Linked DNA regions of Homo sapiens: region 2 is linked to region 1. Evidence: chromatin contacts called from ENCODE Hi-C data. All regions are on one chromosome and are shown on one strand. The core of a region is the stretch at or near the end of the contact, and the rest is flanking DNA. Distances in the headings are between cores, read along the strand shown. Region 1 holds the start of MTPN (myotrophin). Region 2 overlaps CREB3L2 (cAMP responsive element binding protein 3 like 2).

Region 1 (3,037 bases), core at 78-2,577:
GATGCCATCCGTGGTTGTCATAAAATTATACTTGTTTTGGAAGATTCATTTTAGATTATCACTAAATTAAAATCACATGTTAAGTTCTCTCATAATTACAAAGGCACAGTTTCAGGATGGAAAGACAGGCTAGCTTGGAATTTTAAGTTTCCCACTCTGCCACAATGTCGATTCAGTTTTATATTTGGGGCTGAGGTTTGAGTTTGTCTTTCTTCATCATGATTTTACCCCCCAAATACACTGCCACTAAACTGCATTGCTATTTACTACACATGTAAGCATTTCAGGTGAAATCAGGGAGAAGAATGGAATAACTGAAGTTAACATGCTTGTTTAAAAACTATTCAGATACCTTAAACATTCCCAGATGCCAGTTGACAACCTTACCACTTGAAGCAAATATGTATTTGTTGTGGTGGGGGAAAGGAAAAAGGCCACACCCAAAGTTAAGACACCACAGTGAAGTGATACTCAGTTTCAGAATTTTAACTATTTCTATTTTCGGTACTCTTTTCACGGTCAATGAATTCTTCAACTTCACACCAGGCCGAGAGTTAAAAAACATGTTCCTCTGATCCTAATTACTTAGGTTACTTCATTTAGTAATGGGTAAGTCCAAGATGGAGAATTACCTCATTCAAAGAAAGGTTTAAGTAACTTTGGTGTAGAAGAGGGCCAAACTCAAATGATCAGTGCGCAGAAGAAACTCTGGATGAGCCAGACACCACTCCTCCCCTCCCCCAAGAGGCCAGGAAGTCAGGTAGCGCCTAACTGTATTAACGCAGCAGTTACCTGACACAGAACGCTACCAAGTTACCTGGACCCTTCTTTCAGTTTAGCTCCTCCCTAGACGCCCCTCTCTCCTTGGTGCCGCCTCCACCCAGGAAGTCTCTCCTCCCGCCCACCCCCATCCCCGCAGTCCAGCTCCCATCAGCTTCCTCAGCCTCATCTCCAGCCCACCTCCGTGTTCTCGCCTACTCTTCTCATCCCCGCTTACCTTGGCCACATAGTCTTTCACCTCATCCAAGTCTCCGTTTTTCAGGGCCCACATGAACTCCTTGTCGCACATCACTGCAGCGGGGCAGGCCGGTTGGCCGGGCAGAAGATGAGGAGGCGGTGGCAGCAGCAAGCGGATGCCGCCGGGCGAGAGGGAGGCAGGGCCGCGCGAAGCCGGAGAGGAGAAGAAGAGAAGGAGGGTTAGGCTGCCAGGCGGGCGAGGCAGTTGGCCGCGGCGACCGTTCGGGCGGGAGAAAGAAAGTTCTTTTGCGGCCACCGGGCCCAGCAGAGAGGTTCCGCCTGGCCGAGGAGAGGCAGGAACCTTTACACTTCCGGTTCACTCCCCGCTAGGACCCTCCCCCAACTTCCTCTTCCTCTTCTCCTCCGCGGAACGCCTCTCTCTGGGTCCGCGGCGCGAACGCCACTAGTGCGCATGCGCAATGTACAGGCTGCCGGGAAGGCTAGAGTGGAGGGTAGGAGCCGGCGACAAGTGGGCGGGACTGGGAGGCAGAATGAAGGAGGCCCGGGGGAGGTCAAGACAGCGAATGGAGGAAGAGTGAGAGTACTTTCGATGGGATTAGGACGCTTCTGCACCACCATTAATGGGAAAAACTTTACTTTTTAAAAAACATAATCTTGGAGGGCATCTTGCTCAGCTTCTAAAAATGTATAGGAAGAGTGTTTAATTTGAATTCCTTCTTCCTTGCCTTTTCCCCTTCCCTCCCTCCTTTTCACCCCTCCCTCTCTCCGTCATCCAGTCTGACTGGGCTAAAAACGATGGAATAACGCTATTCCTGCCCTCCAGGAAATCTTCAACACTAAAACTACAATGTAAATTGAGTGTGTTAACACTATGTATAATGTTCCCTGGAGCAAAAAACTTAAGTGTGTGGCAGGAAAAAAAAAATTAACTCATCTTCCTGACCAGCAAATGACGTCCAGGCATTCAGTTTGATGCCGTAAAGTGGAGCAAACCAAACTGTCTAGTACAATTTGCGTTTTTTAAATTTACTGTTTGTTTTTAATGGTTTGAAACTTCAGGACTGTTCTGGTGAAGTCAGTTCTGTTCTTCCTAGGGTTTAGTTGTAATGCCATAGTGCATAGCTACCACTTGAATTGTTCCTCACAACCCTAATGATCCAGGCATGCGCACATGAACATAGATCCAATAAAAGCTCTTATTGGAGCTAGAAATATACGTATAATATATATACATATATAACTATTACTATATATAAAACTCATATATATAATCTATTATTTGTAACCCACTAAACACATTAACTAAGCTACTTTACCACCATTGCCGTACAGTGTAGGGGTTCCAAACAGACTCTGGAGCCAAATTGTTTAGTTTGCGATACAGGTCCCACTTCTTGCTAATTTTGTGTCTTCTTGGGCAAGTTACTGAACCCCCTTCTGCTTCAGTTTTCCACTTGTGTAAAATGGGGATGTCAATAGTGTTTGGAAATGTATTTTTTTTTTTTTTGCTATCATTTAGAGTAGAATAGCAAATGGGTTTCAAATCAGAAGAAATCCCTCCAAATATTAACATCTACCTAGATTGTCATTTGTTAATTTTACTCCCTGATAATTAGAAATACAAATCCACATACCCAATAGTGATACGATTTCTGGAAACAAATCTCAAGGGGGAATTTGTTAGGCAAGTCCTAGAATCTCCATCTCTTCTCCAACACACTCCCACCTGTGTGATTTCTGAGTTACATCATGCTGAGAGCTCTTGATTTATATCTTTGGCCGGGTGCAGTGGCTCATGCCTGTAATCCTAGCACCTTGGGAGGACAAGGCTGGAAGATCGCTTGAAGCCAGGAGTTGGAGACCAGCCAGGGCAACAAAATGAGACACCATCTCTACAAAACACAAAGATTAAAAAAATTAGTTGGGTACAGTGGCGGACTTCTGCCTTCCCAGCTACTTGGGAAGCTGAGGCAGGAGGATTACTTGAGCCCTGGAGTTTGAGGCCACAGTAAGCTATGATGGCACCACTGCATTCCAGCCTGGGTGACAGAGCAAGATC
Region 2 (2,985 bases), core at 483-2,982, 2.0 Mb after region 1:
GGTGGGCGCCTGTAGTCCCAGCTACTCGGGAGGCTGAGGCAGGAGAATGGCGTGAACCCGAGAGGCGGAGCTTGCAGTGAGCCGAGATCGTGCCACTGCACTCCAGCCTGGGCAACAGATCGAGACTCCGTCTCAAAAACAACAACAACAACAACAACAACAACAACAACAACAAAGAACACTGCCTGGCTCTTTCAATCTCTGGCCTTGAGACATGCTGGGACTTCTGAGTGGACAGGTATAAAAGGGATCAGTCAGAAATGGAGACAGCAGGGAGCCTGACTCAGATGTAGAACAGATCCCCAAGAAGGGATCCAGGGGAGGCCACATCAGTTTCTTGGGCTCCATCTAGCTTGATCTGGCATCAGTACCTGGTGCATGCGGATGATGGGTGAGTCCAATCAGCCTCACAGGAGGCAGCAGAATATTCTAGCCAGCAGTTCTCAAATTTTACATGCACATGGATCATCTGGGGATCTTCAGATTATAATTCAGAAAGTCTAGAGTAGGGCCTGAGATTCTGAATTTGTGACAAACTCCCAGGAGATGAATGTTGCCAGACCATGGACCATGCTTTGAGTAGTCATACTCCAAGCCAGTAGTTCTCACCTCGGTTTCACTTTGGAAGCACTGGGAGAGCTTTTAAAATGCCTGATGCCCAGGCCTCATCCCAGAACCAATTAAATCAGAATCTCTTGGGCTGGGACCCAGGCATCAAAGTTGTTTAAGCTCCCAGGTAAGTGTGATGTGCAGCCAAGACTGAGACTCTTTGCTCTAGACCGTGGGGATGGGCAGAGCAGGAGCTTCATTGTTCCAGTGGGTTCGCCTGGCCTGGGGCAGCTCAGGAGAGTGGTCACCCAGGCTGAGTTATGCAAGTGACCACAGGCTCAGTTAAAAAGGTTCCAAACTGGTGGGGGGCAACCCCAGGCCTAGACAAACACAACCAGAGAAAGGGGAAGAGAAGACTTGCTGGTGCCCAGGGCTTACCCCAAGCATTGCAGACACCTGTAAAAATCAGGCCTACTTTCAGACTTCCCCAACCAGTGGCCCAGGCTCCTAAAATACATGACATGGGATTTCTCCATACAGGCTCCAAAGCTGCTAGAGCTATAGGCTGAAGGTCCTCAGGATTTCAACTGAGAGGGAGGAGTTGGGAAAGGCAAACTAGGAAACAATTTTCCACTGGCCATCAATAAAATTCCTCATTAATTTCTAAGAGTGACCAGCTCCTCTCTTTGCCTCTCCTGCTCTTTACTGATGCACTGGCCCCTGTTCCTCCACAATGTGACCCCCCTTTGTCGCCAGCTACTCCATACATTTAGAAAGTCAATTCTGCAATTTCCAAATGCCAGACAGAAATCCCCTCCAAAGACCCTTAACGATGATGCACACCAATAATGTGACACCCTCCAGAATGCCAAGATCTGCTGAGGACCCCGAGTCCTTGCAATAAAGCAGGAGAACCTGAGATAAGATCCCAAGCCCTGAGTTCAGGTCCTCACACCTGTCAGGACTGAGCAAAGCTCTAGGAAAACCGGCAGAGTTAAAGCCCAGAGGAGGAGGGGAAGGCCTGCGTGAATGAAAGAAAGAGGAGAGCAAAGGAGACAAAAAGGGAAAGAGAAGGAGAGAAAGGAGAGGAGGAAAAGGGAGCCTGGGTGGAGAATAGGAAGGTGGAGCATGGCAAAGGCCTCCAGCATTCTTTGGGGACTGGTCAGGGGTAGCAGTGACCTAGCCTGAGGATAAACCCAGATTCTATGAGGGCCTGTGCTTTTAAAATGGATTCATGTTTACCAAGTTTTAAAAAGGACTGAAGTGACTTAGAGAAAACATATCAAATGAGGTCAAATAAAATTCAACATGGGTGTAGAGAAGGATTAGTCATGTGGGAGAACCAGGAAGTAGAGAACAAGAAAAAATAATAAGTATGGGGCTAGAAAACAGTCCAGACCCCACAGAAATTAACTAGGAAAAAAGTCACAGACCAAAAATATATACCCATGAGTCCCAGCCTTGCTCTTGAGATCAGTTAGCCAGGCAGGCAGTGGTTTAGCTCAAGGAGGGATGAATGAATGTGGGGGCCAGAGCCCTCCATTTAGAGGCAGAAAAGCCAGCTTCTACTATTGTCTGCTTTGAGTCCGAATCTTGAGAATACTCCGAAATGCCTTTAATAAGCACAGTGGTTTTTCTGGTTTATGATGTAAGACAGCCACTCGTTTCATGTATTCTCCAAAAATAGAGTTTGCTCCAAAAATAAAAAGTAAAAGAAGTCAACAAAGGGTTAGGTTTCGAGTACAGAGGCACAGGGCAGCTTTTGGGGGAAGAGCTCTCTCTCTTTAGTTCTTGGGCAGTAAGCTCACCTGCCAGCAGTCAGGGTCTAATTAGTGCCCAGCAGCAAGAGGGAGCAGAGCTTCTCTGGAATGCTCCAGGGGGATGGGGCTGCACAATGAGGTGGGGGGTATGCTGGTGGTGGACACCAGTGTGCACAGACCTGTTCCTTCTCAGCTTCTACTTTAGAGGTACAGTCTCTGGGACATTAGCTTTTACCACTGTTAGGTCAGCAAACCTTTTGAAAATGTGATGAAAGACACACATATGCACTGCACATACAATGCCCTAAAGAGCATTTCCAGAAGTTCCCAGACCCTCTTGAGGCCATAAACTCAGCTTAAGAACCTTCAGTCTGTAGGTTTTCAACTCCCACAGGTTTCTTTCAGTAGAAAACACACTGCTCTGGTCACCGCCATGAGTCCTTGGGAACCTTATGAAACTCTAGTGAACCCCCAGTGCTATGGGGTTGAATTGTGTTCCCTGCTGATGTGATTTGGCTGTGTCCCCACCCAAATCTCATCTTGAATTTAGCTCCCGCAGTTCCCATGTGTCATGGGAGGGACGCAGTGGGAAGTCATTGAATCATGGGGGTGGGTCTTTCCTGTATCGTTCTCGTGATAGTGAATAAGTCTCACAAGATCTGATGGTTTTATAAAG

Evidence for each region. Hi-C counts contacts between places; a loop is a spot of excess contacts on that map. Pooled maps may share reads with other maps.
Region 2: a loop to region 1 is called in a map with no recorded cell type, with 5 times the contacts of the local background. The contact joins the enhancer-like site here to the promoter of MTPN in region 1. A Hi-C loop is called at or near these places in 2 of 168 maps with a recorded cell type or tissue (OCI-LY7 and endothelial cell of umbilical vein), 4 of 37 single-sample maps with no recorded cell type and 4 of 50 pooled maps.

The regions. Positions count from the first base shown.
Region 1 is chr7:135,976,032-135,979,068 of GRCh38, forward strand. It overlaps MTPN (myotrophin), which reads right to left and starts at 1,328. Exons shown (of 4, transcript NM_145808.4): 1 at 998-1,328. The coding sequence starts at 1,069.
Region 2 is chr7:137,979,592-137,982,576 of GRCh38, forward strand. The region is part of intron 1 of CREB3L2 (cAMP responsive element binding protein 3 like 2); the gene reads right to left. Among named protein-coding and RNA genes, the nearest start is that of CREB3L2, 21 kb to the right of the region's middle. RefSeq lists enhancers at 1,882-1,931, 1,942-2,031. Within about 2 kb of position 1,733, at least 4 of the 41 ENCODE cell types and tissues checked have a DNase peak (open chromatin) inside an H3K27ac peak, as active enhancers do; they include OCI-LY7, where a contact is called at or near this core.